Regions from separate parts of the Homo sapiens genome. Here region 2 is linked to region 1. A link is an interaction called in ENCODE POLR2A ChIA-PET data of the cell type or tissue named here. Cell type or tissue: MCF 10A. All regions are shown on one strand. Links, peaks and the distances in the headings refer to the core of each region. The heading gives the core; the rest is flanking DNA.

Region 1 (2,904 bases), core at 97-2,596:
TTTTGAGACAGAGTCTTGCTCTTGTTGCCCAGGCTGGAGTGCAATGGCACGATCTTGGCTCACCACAACCTCCGCCTCCTGGGTTCAAGCAATCCTCCTTCCTCAGCCTCCCGAGAAGCTGGGATTACAGGCATGCGCCACCACACCCAGCTAATTTTTATTAGAGATGGGGTTTCTCCATGTTAGTCAGGCTGGTCTCGAACTCCTGACCTCAGGTGATCCGCCCGCCTGGGCCCAAAGTGCTATGATCACAGGCGTGAGCCACCATGCCCGGCCCAAGCAGGGATTTTTTTAATCAATGGAGCTGGGACAACAGGGTAGCCATTCAGAAAACAATAAAGTGAGGTCCCCACCTCGCACCTCTGCGAGAATGAACGGCGGTGGAATCGGAACGTGAGTGTAAAGGAGGAATCATACGAGAGCCAGAAAAAAACGAGGTGAACTCCTCTCCAGCCCCAGAGACGGAAAGGGCTTTACAACCACAGCTCTAATCAAGAGGCAAAGAAAGTAAAGACTCAGAAATGTGACTTTTGTTGAGACAGGGTCTCGCTCTGTCACTCAGGCTGGAGTACAGTGGTGTGATCATAGCTCATGGCAGCCTTGAACTCCTGGGCTCAAGCAATCCTCCCACCTCAGCCTCCTGAGTAGGTGGGACCACAGGCATACACCACTATGCCTGGCTAACTTTTTTTTCTTTTTTGTAGAGATGGGGGTCTCACCATGTTGCCCAGGCTGGTCTCAAACTCCTGGGCTCAAGTGATCCTCCCACAGTCCGGGGACTACAGGTGTAAGCCACCGTGCCCAGCTAACTATTTTTTTTAATTAGCCAGGTGTGGCTAATTACAGGCTCACACCTGTAATTTCAGCTGCTTGGGAGGCCAAGGCAGGAAGACTGCTTGAGCCCAGGAGTTTGAGACCAGCGTGGGCAACATAGTAAGACCTCGTCTTGAAAGAAAGAGAATAAAGAAAAAGAAAGTGAAAAGAAAGAAAGAAGAAAGGAAAGAAAGAAGGAAAGGAAAGGAAAGGAAAGGAGAGAGAAAGGGGAGAGAAAGTAGAGAGAAAGGAGAGAGAAAGGAGAGAGAAAGGAAAGGAAAGGAGAAAGAAAAAAAAACACTCTGCAGGGCAAAAGAAAACCAAACACCAATAACAAAGCCAAAAGGCAATCCAGAGACCGAGGGAAAATATTTGCACTGGGTGAGGTGACTCAAGCCTATAATCCCGGCATTTTGGGAGGCCAAGGCCGGTGAATCACCTGAGGTCAGGATTTTGAGACCAGCCTGACCAACATGGCGAAACCCTATCTCTACTAAAAATATAAAAATTAGCTGGACATGGTGGCACACGCCTGTAATCCCAGCTACTCAGGAGGCTGAGGCAGGAGAATTGCTTGAACCTGGGAGGCGGAGGTTGCAATGAGCTGAGATTGTGCCACTGCACTCCAGCCTGGGCAACAGAACAAGATTCAGTCTCAAAAAGAAAAAAAAAGAAAAAAAAAACACAAAGGAAATATTTGCAATACATACCACAGAGGTTCACATATTGGAGTTTCAAGTTAGGAGGAAAGAGTCAAATATCCAATAGAAAAAAGCAAGTGAAAAGTATGAAGATACAGCTCACAGAAAAGATACAAAAACAGCTTTAATCACAACAAGATGTTCATCACCACTCATAACTACAGGAACAATCATTAGAACTCCACTGAGCCCCCATTTCTCAGCACTGGGATTGGCAAGTATTTAGACATGAAACAGCACACCCTGCTGGCGAGGCAGGGGAACCAGGCCCTCCCAGACGACACAGCTGGCGGAACAGGACTTACATGGGTGTTTAGCATAAAAGCTAACAAAATATGTCTGCACTTCTGACCCAGCAATCCCACTCACGAAAATCTACCATGAAGATACCCTTCCACCAATGTGAAAATCCATATACACCAGGTTACTCACGGCAGCACAGTTCGCCACCGTAAGAGCCTGGAAACAAACTAAATATCTACATGCAGGAGAGACACTGGGTGGACTTCGCTGCATCCCTGCAAGGAACACTACGCAGCTGTGCAGGGGAGCCAGGAAGAGCTCCCTGGCCAATGAAGTGGTTTCCAGGACACACAGCTAAATGAACAGAGCACAGCGCCACTTTCACGTGCGAAAGAAAAGGTATAAGGCCAGGCGCCGTGGCTCACACCTGTAATTCCAGCACTTTGGGAGCCCACTTGAGCCCGGGAGTTTGAGACCAGCCTGGGCAACATAGCAAGACCCTGTATTTCTCTATAAAAACATAAAAAAATTAGCTTGGCATGGTGGCACACACCTGTGGTCTCAGCTAAGTCAGGAGGCCGAAGTGGCAGGATCACTTGAACCCAGGAGGTGAAGGCTGCAACGAGCTGTGATTACACCACTGCACTCCAGCCTGGGCAACAGAGAAAGACTCTGTCTCAAAAAAAAAAAAGAAGGGGACATTAAAAAAATACACATCTGCTTCTTTGAGCTGCCCTGAAAGGCTGAGCCAGAGACTAACGAGATTCCTTTCCTGCAGGGGGTGGGCAGGAATGGGGAGGAGAAAGGGGGTTGATGACACTTCTCCGCCCATGCCTTTTTGTGCAGTCCTGACTCTGGAACCATGCTAATGTTCTATACACTACATCACGTATGTTGAATCAAGAAATCAATCAACAGGCAACTAAAATCAGCAAGAGTTGAGGAGGAAAATCCTTGTCCAAAACACAAACAAAAACAAGTAAACCAAACCTTATTTCAAGCAAACAATATAACCACAGTAAAGAAGGGGGAAAAAAATGGAAGAACTAATCCATGTAAACTTTTAAATACAGTTTGGGACTGTATGTCTTTGAGACAAACAAAAAAGAAATATTGGCTCCTACTCTGGAGGATGCTTTTATGGTAG
Region 2 (2,904 bases), core at 176-2,675, 110 kb after region 1:
CAGCAGCACGCAGGACGGTGAGATCATGCACACTCGCTACGAGCTGGTCACCACCGTGCACCTGCCCTGGTCCCTGACCAGCCTCAAGGCCAAAGTTCCCATCATCATCACCAGCGCCTCAGTGGACTCTGCCATCTGCCAGCTGTCAGAGGACGGAGTGTTACCCGTGAACCCAGATCACCAGAATTAAGTGCCCGAACTTTTAAATATTAAAAGCTTTATTAGTCTCTACCAGGAGGAAGCCCTCTCTCTTGCACAGGTGACTCTCAGAGGAGTCGAGGAGTGGGCAACAGGTTGTCTGCAACCTCCCCAAGCTCTAGCGGTTTAGGTATCTGTGTCTCCCCTCCCTAGAACTATCACTGAATGCCTGGAATGGACAAAGGAAACCGGGAAGGTCTCCCAGGACCCAAACCCGGCATAACCTGCCTTTTCCACCCTGAGTCTGCCCCAGCCTACTGGGGTCTCACAGTGCCAAGACCAGGGGTCCTACTTGGGGAGAATTCTCCCCTCTGCTAATGTCTGGTTGTATTGGCTGTCACAACTGCAGGGGATCGGGGGAGAAGAGTCTTATTGGCGTGGAGAGGGTGGAGGCCAGGGACGCTGTTCAGCACCCTGCAGTGTCCAGGACGGCCCCCACAATCAGGAATTGTTTATCCTGAATGTCAACAGTACCAAGGGGGCTGAGCATGGTGGCTCATTCCTGTAATCCCAGGACTTTAGGAGGCCATGGCTGGAGGATCACTTGAGACCAGGAGTTTGAGACAAGCCTGGGCAACACTGTGAGACCCCCATCTCTACAAAAAAAAAAAAAAGAGAAAAAGAAAAACTGGCCGGGCACGGTGACTCACACCCAGCCCAGCACTTTGGGGGGCCAAGGCAGGCGGATCACGAGGTCAGGCAAGACCATCCTGGCTAACACGGTGAAACCCCATCTCTACTAAAAATACGAAAACAAAATTAGCCAGGCATGGTGGTGGATGCCTGTAGTCCCAGCTACTTGGGAGGCTGAGGCAGGAGAATGGCGCGAACCTGGGAGGTGGAGCTTGCAGTGAACCGAGATCGTGCCACTGCACTCCAGACTGGGTGATAGTGCAAGACTCCGTCTCAAAAAAAAAAAAAAAAAGAAAAATTATCCAGGCGTGATGGTGTGCACCTGTAATCCCAGCTACTCGGGAGTCTGAGGCAGGAGAATCTCTTGAACCTGGGAGGCTGAGGTTGCAGTGAGCTGAGATCACCTCACTGCACTCCAGCCTGGGTGACAGTGCAAGAGTCAGTCTAAATATATATATGTATATATATATATATGAAAAATTAGCTGGCTGTAGCAGCAAACACCTTTAGTCCCAGCTATTAGGGAGGCTGAGGCTGGAGGATCACTTGAGTCTGGGAGATCGAGGCTGAAGTGAGCCATGATCGTGCTACTGCACTCCGGCCTGGGTGATAGAGCAAGACACTGTCTCAAAAAAATAAAAATAAAAAAAAAAGCCACCCACAATATCACAGTACACAGGGGGAGAAACTGTGTGCTGGTGTAATTCACAGAGGTTGCTATTGAGCCCCAGGGCTGCTTTGTGGGTCTCATACCTGAGTCAGATCCTGTGTCTCCTCTGCTTACAGCAGCTTCGGCTTCCTCCCCCGCACTTAGGATCAATGCCAAAGTCTTCCTAGTGATGAGCCTGTGCCATCTGCCCATGTGCAATCCATCAATAAGCCAGAGGGGCTCGGTCTCCACACTGCCCAGAATCTCCCACTTCTCCCCGTCCCCTGCCTCTACCCTTCTCTGTCCACCTTTTTTGGTTTTGTGTTGTTTCTGAGACGGAGTCTCCCTCTGTCTCCCAGGCTGGAGTGCAGTGGTTTGATCTTGGCTCACTGCAGCCTCCACCTCCTGGATTCAAGCGATTCTCCTGCCTCAGCCTCCTGGGACACCGTGCCCGACCTAAATTGGATTTTAGAGGAAAGATAGAAATATTTAGTATAAGTATATCCCATGCAATATTTGGGATATACTTATGCTTAAAAATCATTCATTGATGGCCAGGCGCAGTGGCTCACATCTGTAATCCCAGCACTTCGGGAGGCTGAGGCAGGTAGATCACTTGAGGTCAGGAGGTCGAGACCTTCCTGGCCAACATGGAGAAAACCCATCTCTACAAAAAATACAAAAATTAGCCGGGCATGGTGGCGGGCACCTGTAATCCCAGCTACTCGGGAGGCTAAGGCAGGAGAATCGCTTGAACCTGGTAGGCAGAGGTTGCAGTGAGCCAAGATCGCACCACTGCACTCCAGCCTAGGTGACAAGAAGAAAACTCCGTCTCAAAAAAATATATATGTATACATATATAGGGAGAGAGAGAGAAAGCATGCAAAACTCCATCTCAAAAAAAATGTATTGTTTATCTGCAATTCTGATTTAATTGGGCATCCTGGATTTTCCCTGGCAATTGTATTCCTGGAGCAACAAGAGGACTCTCAACACCAAACAGGCCATCCCGTTCCTCCATCAGGTCCCTACAGCATTTGAAGTAAAATCCAAAAGTCCTGGCTTCGCCTGCAAGGCCCTGCATGGCTGAAAGGAAACAGCGGCTGAGGCTGGGCACGGCGGCTTGTGCCTGTAATCCCAGCACTTTGGGAGGCCAAGATGGGCAGATGTCTTGAGGTTAGGAGTTTGAGACCAGCCTGGCCAACATAGGGAGACCCTGTGTCTATTTTTTAATTTTTCTTTCTTTTTTCTTTTTTTTTTTTTTGAGACGGAGTCTCACTCTGTCGCCCAGGCTAGAGTGCAGTGGCGCAATCTTGGCTCAATGCAAGCTCTGTCTCCCGGGTTCATGACATTCTCCTGCCTCAGCCTCCTGAGTAGTTGGGACTACAGGCGCCTGCCACCACGCCTGGCTAATTTTTTTTGTA

What was found. Peaks named below come from ENCODE experiments on the same cell type or tissue, not always from the same donor. Only the 100,000 strongest peaks of a DNase experiment are listed, where the experiment ranks them.
Region 2: POLR2A ChIA-PET joins it to region 1 with 5 read pairs; 7 of 35 experiments call an interaction of 5 or more read pairs at or near these places.

What each region holds. Positions count from the first base shown.
Region 1 is chr19:5,000,582-5,003,485 of GRCh38, reverse strand. All of the region lies in intron 1 of KDM4B (lysine demethylase 4B), which reads right to left. Among named protein-coding and RNA genes, the nearest start is that of KDM4B, 33 kb to the right of the region's middle. RefSeq lists an enhancer at 1,674-1,968. In MCF 10A, for the core only: a CTCF peak has its summit at 1,787; DNase peaks (open chromatin) are centred at 1,205 and 1,755.
Region 2 is chr19:4,888,332-4,891,235 of GRCh38, reverse strand. It overlaps ARRDC5 (arrestin domain containing 5), which reads left to right. Exons shown (of 3, transcript NM_001080523.3): 3 at 1-799. The coding sequence ends at 190. Among named protein-coding and RNA genes, the nearest start is that of ARRDC5, 13 kb to the left of the region's middle. RefSeq lists an enhancer at 1-431. In MCF 10A, for the core only: no CTCF peak of the experiment used is centred there; a DNase peak (open chromatin) is centred at 1,595.